2 separate regions of the Mus musculus genome follow, and region 1 is linked to region 2. The links are chromatin loops, found by intact Hi-C in ENCODE. Cell type or tissue: left cerebral cortex. All regions are shown on one strand. Each heading gives the region's core, and the rest is flanking DNA. Links, peaks and the distances in the headings are about the cores only.

Region 1 (4,096 bases), core at 655-3,154, 250 kb before region 2:
GCAATGGTTACGATTTCAAATAATCATTAGTCCATTTTTTTTTTCATATTTGGAGAGTGCTCAGAACATGTGATCTTTGAAGGAATAGGCATCTCTGCTCAAGGAAGAAATATAATATTTCTTTAAAGAAATTTCTGTGGTTGATTTTACTGCATTTAACAGTAACAGTTAGAGAGACAGATTATGGCATGTTTAGGGCCATTTTAAGAGCTATCTCTTGCCTTATGTCAGTTGCCCCTCAAACAACTCAGAGAAATGTGAAGACAAGTTTTGCATCTTGTCACATTAATACTTAATATAATATAAACATTAATAACAGTGTATGTTCCCAAAAGTGTCATGCATTTTCCTAAGAAAGGGCTCTCCCTTGTAATAGTTAATACCGCCCACGTTTCTGTCCTTAGGGGAATTGGCATGTAGCAAACTTATGAAAATTTTGTGTCTTGCTTTCCATTAGTGATCCTCATCCTTTGGAACACTGTGACGCTTTAATACAGTTCCTCACATGGAGACCCCAGGCCATAAGATTATTTCATTACTACTTTATAACTGTAATTTTTCTACTGTTATGAATTGTAAGATAAAGATTAGCTAGAGTATTGGATATACAACCCCCAAAGGGTCGTGACCCACAGGTTGAGAACCTCTGTGCTACATCTATTGCTTCATCTCTTGTTTATTCAGGCAACATTTTCCCATCAGTCTGGCTGTAGCCCATGAGCCGTAAAAGGGGTGTTGCTGGCCATCAGATTATTCTTTCTGCTCTGGAACCATGTCTTATTTACGAGGCTCTCTTTTGTCCTGATTGAAGTTTCCTTCAAGGCTTTCCTTCTTGAATGAAGAAAGACCGGGATGGGATATTGTGTCACAGTGGAATGTCAGAGGTGGAAGGTGATGGGGATGCTCTACCGAAACCTCAAGGAGGAAGGATGTTAGTGGTGGGATGCAGTAAGGATACCCCATAGAGAGAGTGAGGAGGAAGAACCATTTATTTTGTCCAACAGCTTCTCCAGAAATGAGAGGAAACAGAAAACAAACAAACAAACAAGCAAGCAAAAATGAACAAACCTTTTCACACATTTCAAGTTCTTAGAGAAGTTGTTTCTACAGTTATATTTGTAGGCTGTGTGTGTATCTTTGTGTATGTGTACTTGTCTCTGTGAATGTGTATCTTGTGTCTTTGTGTGTTCATATATATGTGTGTGTCAGTGTATTTGTGTCTGTCTACCTGTGTGCATGTGTGTGTGTGTGTGTGGGGTCACATTATGTTTGTTTAGAGAAAAAACTTATGTCTTTCAAGACATGGTTGTGTTTTTCTTCCTGGTTTCTTTAGTTTATACATCTGTCTGTCTGTCTATCATCTATCATCTATTTACTTATTACTGTCTATTGTCTGTCTGTTTGTCTATCATCTATTTACTTATTATCGATTTTATAATCCCCCCTCTCTCTTTCTCTCTCTCTCTCTCTTTCACACACACACACACACACACACACACACACACACACACACACACACACACACACATCTAGTGTGTAGGAGTTTTTGCCCATATCTATGTCTGTGTTCCACATGCATGCCCGGTGTCCAAGGAAGTTAGAAGTTCAGATTGCCTGAAACTATAGGTAGAGAAGGTTGGGAACCACCCCGTGTACGCTGGGAACTGAAACAGGTCCTGCAAAATCAATGTTTTTGCAAAATCAATGTTTTTTTAAACTGCCGAACCATCTCTCCAGCCACAACTTGGTTCTTCTTTGTATTCATTTTATTTGAGCTAATATACCTTTTAACATTTCATAGTTTGGTAAAAGTGAATGGATCACTGTGATTTATAAGCGGCCTGCAACTTATTGCTATCTGGCTATGCTCTGGAGAAAATGATGTGTTGAAAGAAAGGTCTTACAAGAGAATTCTGGGGCCACTCTGTACTGCAGTTAAGCATGAGAATAAAATCAAACACTTGGTGTCCTTATCAGAAACACAGGCTTTCAGTCTCATACTATACACTCAGACTGGAGATAAGTGATTTTTTTCTTTTCTCTCTTTAGTGTTATGAAAGAAAAACATGTGGCAGAGATCCTGCCGCTTATGGTCTTGGAATAAGTAGTGTGGCATTTGGAGGAAATTTTCCTCTCTTCCTCTAGATGGCAGCAACATTCTTTAGCACCTAACTAGGCATCTCTGTTGCTAGGCAAACTTGAAATAAAGGGAGCAGCTACAAATCCTGACTCTTTAGACTTTGCGCTCAGGTGTATATAGTACCTTTACTGTACTATTTATATGACCACTGGTGCAGGACTCTATTATTTATTAGTGATATTTTTTGTTTTTGTTTTTTGTTTTGTTTTTTGTTTTTTGTTTTCCTTTGTTTTGCTTTGTTTTGTTTTGTTTTGTTTTTTGAGACAGGGTTTCTCTGTATAGCCTTGGCTGTCCTGGAACTCACTCTGTAGACCAGGCTGGCCTTGAACTCAGAAATCTGCCTGCCTCTGCCTCCCCAGTGCTGGGATTAAAGGCATGCGCCACCACTGTCCGATCTTGTACATCCAGAATGACTTTGTATATACAGGACCATTTGTATTTATAGACCAGGGTTTCTCAGCACTGCTGTTGTTGATGTTTGGGGCTAGATATTTCTTCGTGATGCTAGTATTAAAGGCATGTACCACCACACCTGAAACTAACTCTCTCTCTCTCTCTCTCTCTCTCTCTCTCTCTCTCTCTCTCTGTGTATGTGTGATATGTGCACCCCTTGTGTGTACTACCCTAGGAGTCCAGAAGAGGGCATCAGATGCTTTAGAATGAGAGTTGCAGACAGTTCCTAGTTGCTATATAGGTGCTGGGAATTGAACTGGTTCTGCAGCAAGAGGGACAAAGTGCTCTTAACTGCTGAGCTAGTTCCCCAGCCCCCTCTTGGGATATTTTTAATGGAGGGAGAAAAAAACCAAAACAAACTAATGACTTTGAAAAGATAAAGTAAAGATGAGGCACATGTCATCCTGAAAGAAGATAGATAATTTGGAGTATAGTTTCTTATTAATAATAAGCACAGATATATGGTTCCTATACTTTTTGATTCTTTTTGATGTTAGCAGGTAAGGAGGAGAAAAACTATACTTAAAAAAAAAAAGCTCACTAGTTAGGAAAAATGCAGAAGTTTAAAACTACAGTTTTAGCCAAATTTTAGGATCACTCTATTCTACTTCCTAGTCTAAATTGGGGTTCCCTAGTTCAGATATGAACAGAGTATGCCAAAAGCCAGTACCTGTAGCTTCTCAGCTTGTGTCCCCTTTTGCTGAGCAAGGGGAAACCCAGCTTAAAAGTAAAGCCAGAGCAACATACTACAAAATCACCTCCTCTCAGCTCCCCTTCCACTGTGCATTCCTTGGCGAAGCTCCCCCCACACCCCGTCCCAGCAGGCTGAACAGTTAAAATAGATGAAGTGAACCCAAGAGCATGAGAACATCACGAAAAGCCCTCTTACCACCGAGGCAGGAAGTTGCTGTTGATCTGTCCCACATGCTCACGGTGCATTCCAGGGAAATGGCTTGGAGCAGGAAACACACGTGAGAGCAGATCCCAAATCTGGTTCTGCACAAGTTGCCTAGGTGCCCTTCACATCTGCTTCCACTTAGGAACACCTCTGGCTTCAGAGGAAACAGGTACTTCTCTAAACAACCAACCAAATCCGGCTTCAACATGCACGCAGAATGCCTGGCTAAGTGTGTTTCTGGTGAAACGATGAAGGCCAGAACCTAGAATCTGCACAAGACAGTTTGAGTCTTCTTTTCCTGGACCTAAACAATAGCGACAGAGTCACATGAGGACTCCCAGCTTATGAAATGGCTTAATCCCGAGTGAGCTTGGGGAAGGGATTGGAAGAGCAGAGAAGGCAGTTCAGATGGATGGAGCTGGTCTGACCTTTGAAGACAGCAAGACACTGCTTAAGTTTCTAATACTGTTGGATCAAGCTGTCAAAAACATTGGCACCACTGGAGAAAGAGGCTATTCTCTACAGCCTGTTTCTTCTCCCACGATTCCTGTGACATCCAAGGTTGACAATGGAACAATAGTTCACTACTCTAGAGAGATCCTTTG
Region 2 (4,096 bases), core at 508-3,007:
GCCAATTTTGGAAGTTGGTCTTCTTTCACCAAATAGGCCTGGGAATTTAACATAGGTCATCAGGCTTTGCAGCAAGGACCTTTATCCACTCAGCCATCTTGTGAGTATTCTACTATCTGGTCTTAACATAGTATATAGCAATAGTCTTTCAACATGTAAATAATTTCAAGGACTTGAAATGAAAGTAAAACCTAAATTCTTCTATATATTCTCAAGGGAAATAAAAACATATGTCCCTAAAATACTGCATAAGAGTGGTTATGGTATTTCTGAAAACTGTTAGAAACATGGTGGATCATAGGAAATAACCTGCTTCTTAGAGGAAGGAGCATTTGTTCTAGGACAACTTCATATCCTTAAGGGCCTTCAGCCTGTGTCAGAAATTTTTCATTAAATGTGAGAACATTGAATCCACTGGGGTATCAGAACAGGGCTGACAAAGTGAGCTCTTTCACTTCCAGCTGATACTTCCTTCACATTCTAAAGACCACATTCAATAGAGAGACTTATCAGTCCACGTGGATTATTTTATGTACGTGAATATGTGCTAGTTTGTGGGTAGGTACGTGTGTGTGAGTGGGCCTGTGGGTGTTTCCTCTATCTTTCCACCTTGGTTTTCTAGAGTGAAGGTGAAGGTCATGGATTATGTAGGCTTTCTGACCAATGAGCTATAGGGATGCCCAGGTCTCTACTTTCCTTTGGACTTAGGACTATACATACCCATAGCCATGTCTAACTTTTGATGTGGATTCTGGGAATCCAAACATGAGCTCTCATGCTTGTGTGACTGAGCAATCTCCAGCTCCCATTATAAAACAAAGCAAAACAATTTAACATATAAAAAAATAGAGAAAAGATCTTTCCAACATTTGCTATTAACAGATACCAATACTACCTCTTAGCATAAAGTTGTCCTCTTTTCACAGACAGGTCCTTTAAGCTCTCAAATTTTAAGCAACACACTTATGATCATACAACTCATTAATGACAAACAGGGCTGCAGCCTTGGCTTTCTAATCATCTTATAAAACCTAGCAGTGTTCATGTGAAGTAGACCCTTGGAAGATTAACAGCCTGAAACCCGCTGTGATACTCCTTGGGAAATAATTTTTTCCTTGCAGCTTTTCTTCAGTAATTTGTTCAATGAATTCAGTGCTCAGATCAATCATCCCTCCACTTAGCCTTTTTAATAGTTTGGAGATTGTAGCAGGTGGAAACAGCGTGCTGATGATTTATTTGAGCATTTCCATTGCACAGTCTTATTTGGACTTGGTTAAGCTCAATCTCAGGGGAACTGAGAGCACTTCTACTAATGTCAAGCTAGTTAGAAAAATTTGAAGTAGCTTTACATCTGTTTCATTATTGCATAAAGCATAAAATGTGAATTTGGATGTATGAAACTCTCTGAGTAAGCTACCTCTGCAGATTCTATAAGCATGACTATGTATGTACGTGCATGCACCCATGGGCATAATTACATCCACTATTCCTTTCCTCTTCCTTAAAGTGATGACATTTTGCTACACTGATGGCTGGTCTCAAACTCATGATCTCAAATGACCTTCCTGCATTTAGTTTTATGAGTACAGTATGCCTTTTTATGAAATGAATTCACAATGAACTTGGTGGTGGTGGGGTAGTCTTCTATTCTCCTGAGTTAGGGCAGTATTAGAGGATGAGTCACAGCAGGCACTGAGTTCAATAGTGTCTAAGAGGTGGTCATGTGAGCACTGAGATTTCTCCTTTTCTTTATTGTGATCCATCAGGGATGTCCTCCTTCTCCCACTTCGCAACAGCAATGACGTTAAAGAGGAATGGCTGTCAGTGAGGCTCTTATCCCGCAAGCATGAGTGGCTGACTGCAGCAGATTGCCACTGCCCACATAAACTGCTGATCCTGTATGAGCAAACACCTGCAATCTCAGCACTAGAGGTGGAGTCCAGAGGGTCAGAAATACAAGGTTAAATTTAGCCATATAGTGAGTTCAAGGACAATCTAGGGAATACATGAGACTCTGTTTCAAAAGACATAGAATAAAGAGGGAGTAAGGGAAAAGGAGAAAGAAGAAATAGCAAATGAATAAGGCTGGCTGGACACACTTCAACACTATTGTTTTATTTGTTACAAGAGCAAGCCTCTAAGGTGACAATCAACATACTGCAATGCCCTGGTTTCTCTAGTACTTAAGTATTCATAAGTGTCCCCTCCCTGCTCCAACTCACCTTTTTTTATGTTCTAGATTTTTCAGGGGATCAAACATAATAAACCTGTTACTGCTGTTAGTTCCTAGTTCTACTGTACCTAACACAGCATAAATGTATTATGGTACAATTACAAATGTAAGAAATTTAAAATTAGTCTTATGGGATGAAGTCAAGGTGCTGGCAAGTCTGTATTTCATGGTGGGACACTGAGAGGAAAGACCATTACTCACCTTTTCTAGCTGCTAGGGGTTTCCTGCATTTCCTGGCTCATGTCCTTTTTCAGCAGAACTTTTACTCTGGCATCTACTTTTGTCGTTAAATTTCCTTCTCTAACTTTGAGCCTCCTGCTTTTTGTCCTGAAAAATGTCCTTGGAATTACATTGGTCCTGGCTGTATAATACAAGATAACCTTTCCACTATAGAATTCTTCATTAAGTTACAGCAACAAAGCTGCATAAACCATGAATGGCATTGCAATGCAGCTTCAGGGGTCCAGATGCAGATATCTTTAGGAGAGATTATTCACTTTATTATATTATCAGCAACTTTGATTGTGGTATACTTTCATGCTCTGCCAGGTGGTACCACCCACATGGCCATTTTCTTCACTATGAGCCTGTTTTGTTACATGGAACCATTCAAACTTGATGTGGCCCAACTATATATTGAGAAAGATGCTTAATCCACGATACAACTTCCCTAAGCAAAATCTGGCTAATAATCTCTTAGTACTTAAGTACAACTAGCAGGCTCCCTCTTTGTCATTGACTCTGCCCTCAGGGGCATTCTACAAAGCCTTTGATTGTGCAGTATAGTAGGTGTGTGTATGTGTGTAAAGGTGTATGTGTACTCATGTACACATGCATTTGTGAATTTTCTCTCATGGTATACATCCCCACTCCATTCTAACGATTTCTTTTAGAGTTTCCTTATCTAGAACTGAGGTGAAGGAGAAGGTTGTACTCTCACATCTGTTTCTGGGAGATTTTCATTCATTCTCTAACCCACTGCAGTCAGGTAGGTCTATGACAAGAAGAACAAACTGCTTGGGTTATAAACAACTATCACGGTGCTCTTAATCATTGTTTCATTAAGGCTTCATCTCTGGTTCTTCATCCCTGGTGTCTATGGCTACCACTTAATGCTAGTGCACTTGGAATTGTTTCTCACAGTGTGAAGTCTGTGGTGGCACAATGATTCAGACCACAGAACTCTTAACATTTTAAGAATATCTGCCAAAAAAAGTTGACAAAGCTTAAAGACTCTTCATAGTCAATTCTGCAACAGTGTGGTGGTTTGAATATGTTTGGCCTAGGGAGTGGCACATTAGGAGGTGTTGCTGTGTTGGAATAGACATGGCCTTGTTGGGGGAAGTGTGTCACTGTGGGGCTGGGCTTGTAGACCCTCCTCCTAGACATGTGGGACCCAATCTTCTCCATTTGCTTTCTGAACAAGATATAGAACTCTCAGTTCCTCCAATGACATGCCTGCCTGGATGTTTCCAACTTCATTCCAGGATGATAATAAACTGAACCTCAGAACCAGTAAACCAGCCCCAATTAAATGTTTTTCTTTTAAAGAGTTGCCTTGGTCATGGTGTCTGTTCACAGTAGTAAAACCCTAATGAATACAGGTTGTGGGGTTGCTTGATATCTATTTCTTCTCAGACCCCAGCTGATATGCTGAGATTTTCAGCATCTATCTATAGAGGTACAGGTACAGGATCAGCATTATTGCACAATATAAGGGACACAGAGAGATCTCTCAGAATTCTCCTATATTAGTGGATGCCAAAAAGAATCTGTGTCTAACTCTTGAACGTTCCCCCCATCCAAAGCCTCTGTGGCAGTTGTACCTGGCACACCAACTCACCTACAGAATGGGAGAAAAAT

The links. Peaks named below come from ENCODE experiments on the same cell type or tissue, not always from the same donor. Only the 100,000 strongest peaks of a DNase experiment are listed, where the experiment ranks them.
Region 1: a loop joins it to region 2, with 2.7 times the contacts of the local background. A loop is called at or near these places in 15 of 42 quality-filtered maps.

Annotation. Positions count from the first base shown.
Region 1 is chr13:111,236,140-111,240,235 of GRCm38, reverse strand. No RefSeq gene overlaps it. Among named protein-coding and RNA genes, the nearest start is that of 3110015C05Rik, 8.8 kb to the right of the region's middle. In left cerebral cortex, for the core only: CTCF peaks have their summits at 2,145 (motif pointing right) and 2,782 (motif pointing right); a DNase peak (open chromatin) is centred at 2,120; H3K27ac peaks cover 331 bases.
Region 2 is chr13:110,983,797-110,987,892 of GRCm38, reverse strand. No RefSeq gene overlaps it. Among named protein-coding and RNA genes, the nearest start is that of 4930526H09Rik, 82 kb to the right of the region's middle. In left cerebral cortex, for the core only: no CTCF peak of the experiment used is centred there; a DNase peak (open chromatin) is centred at 1,847.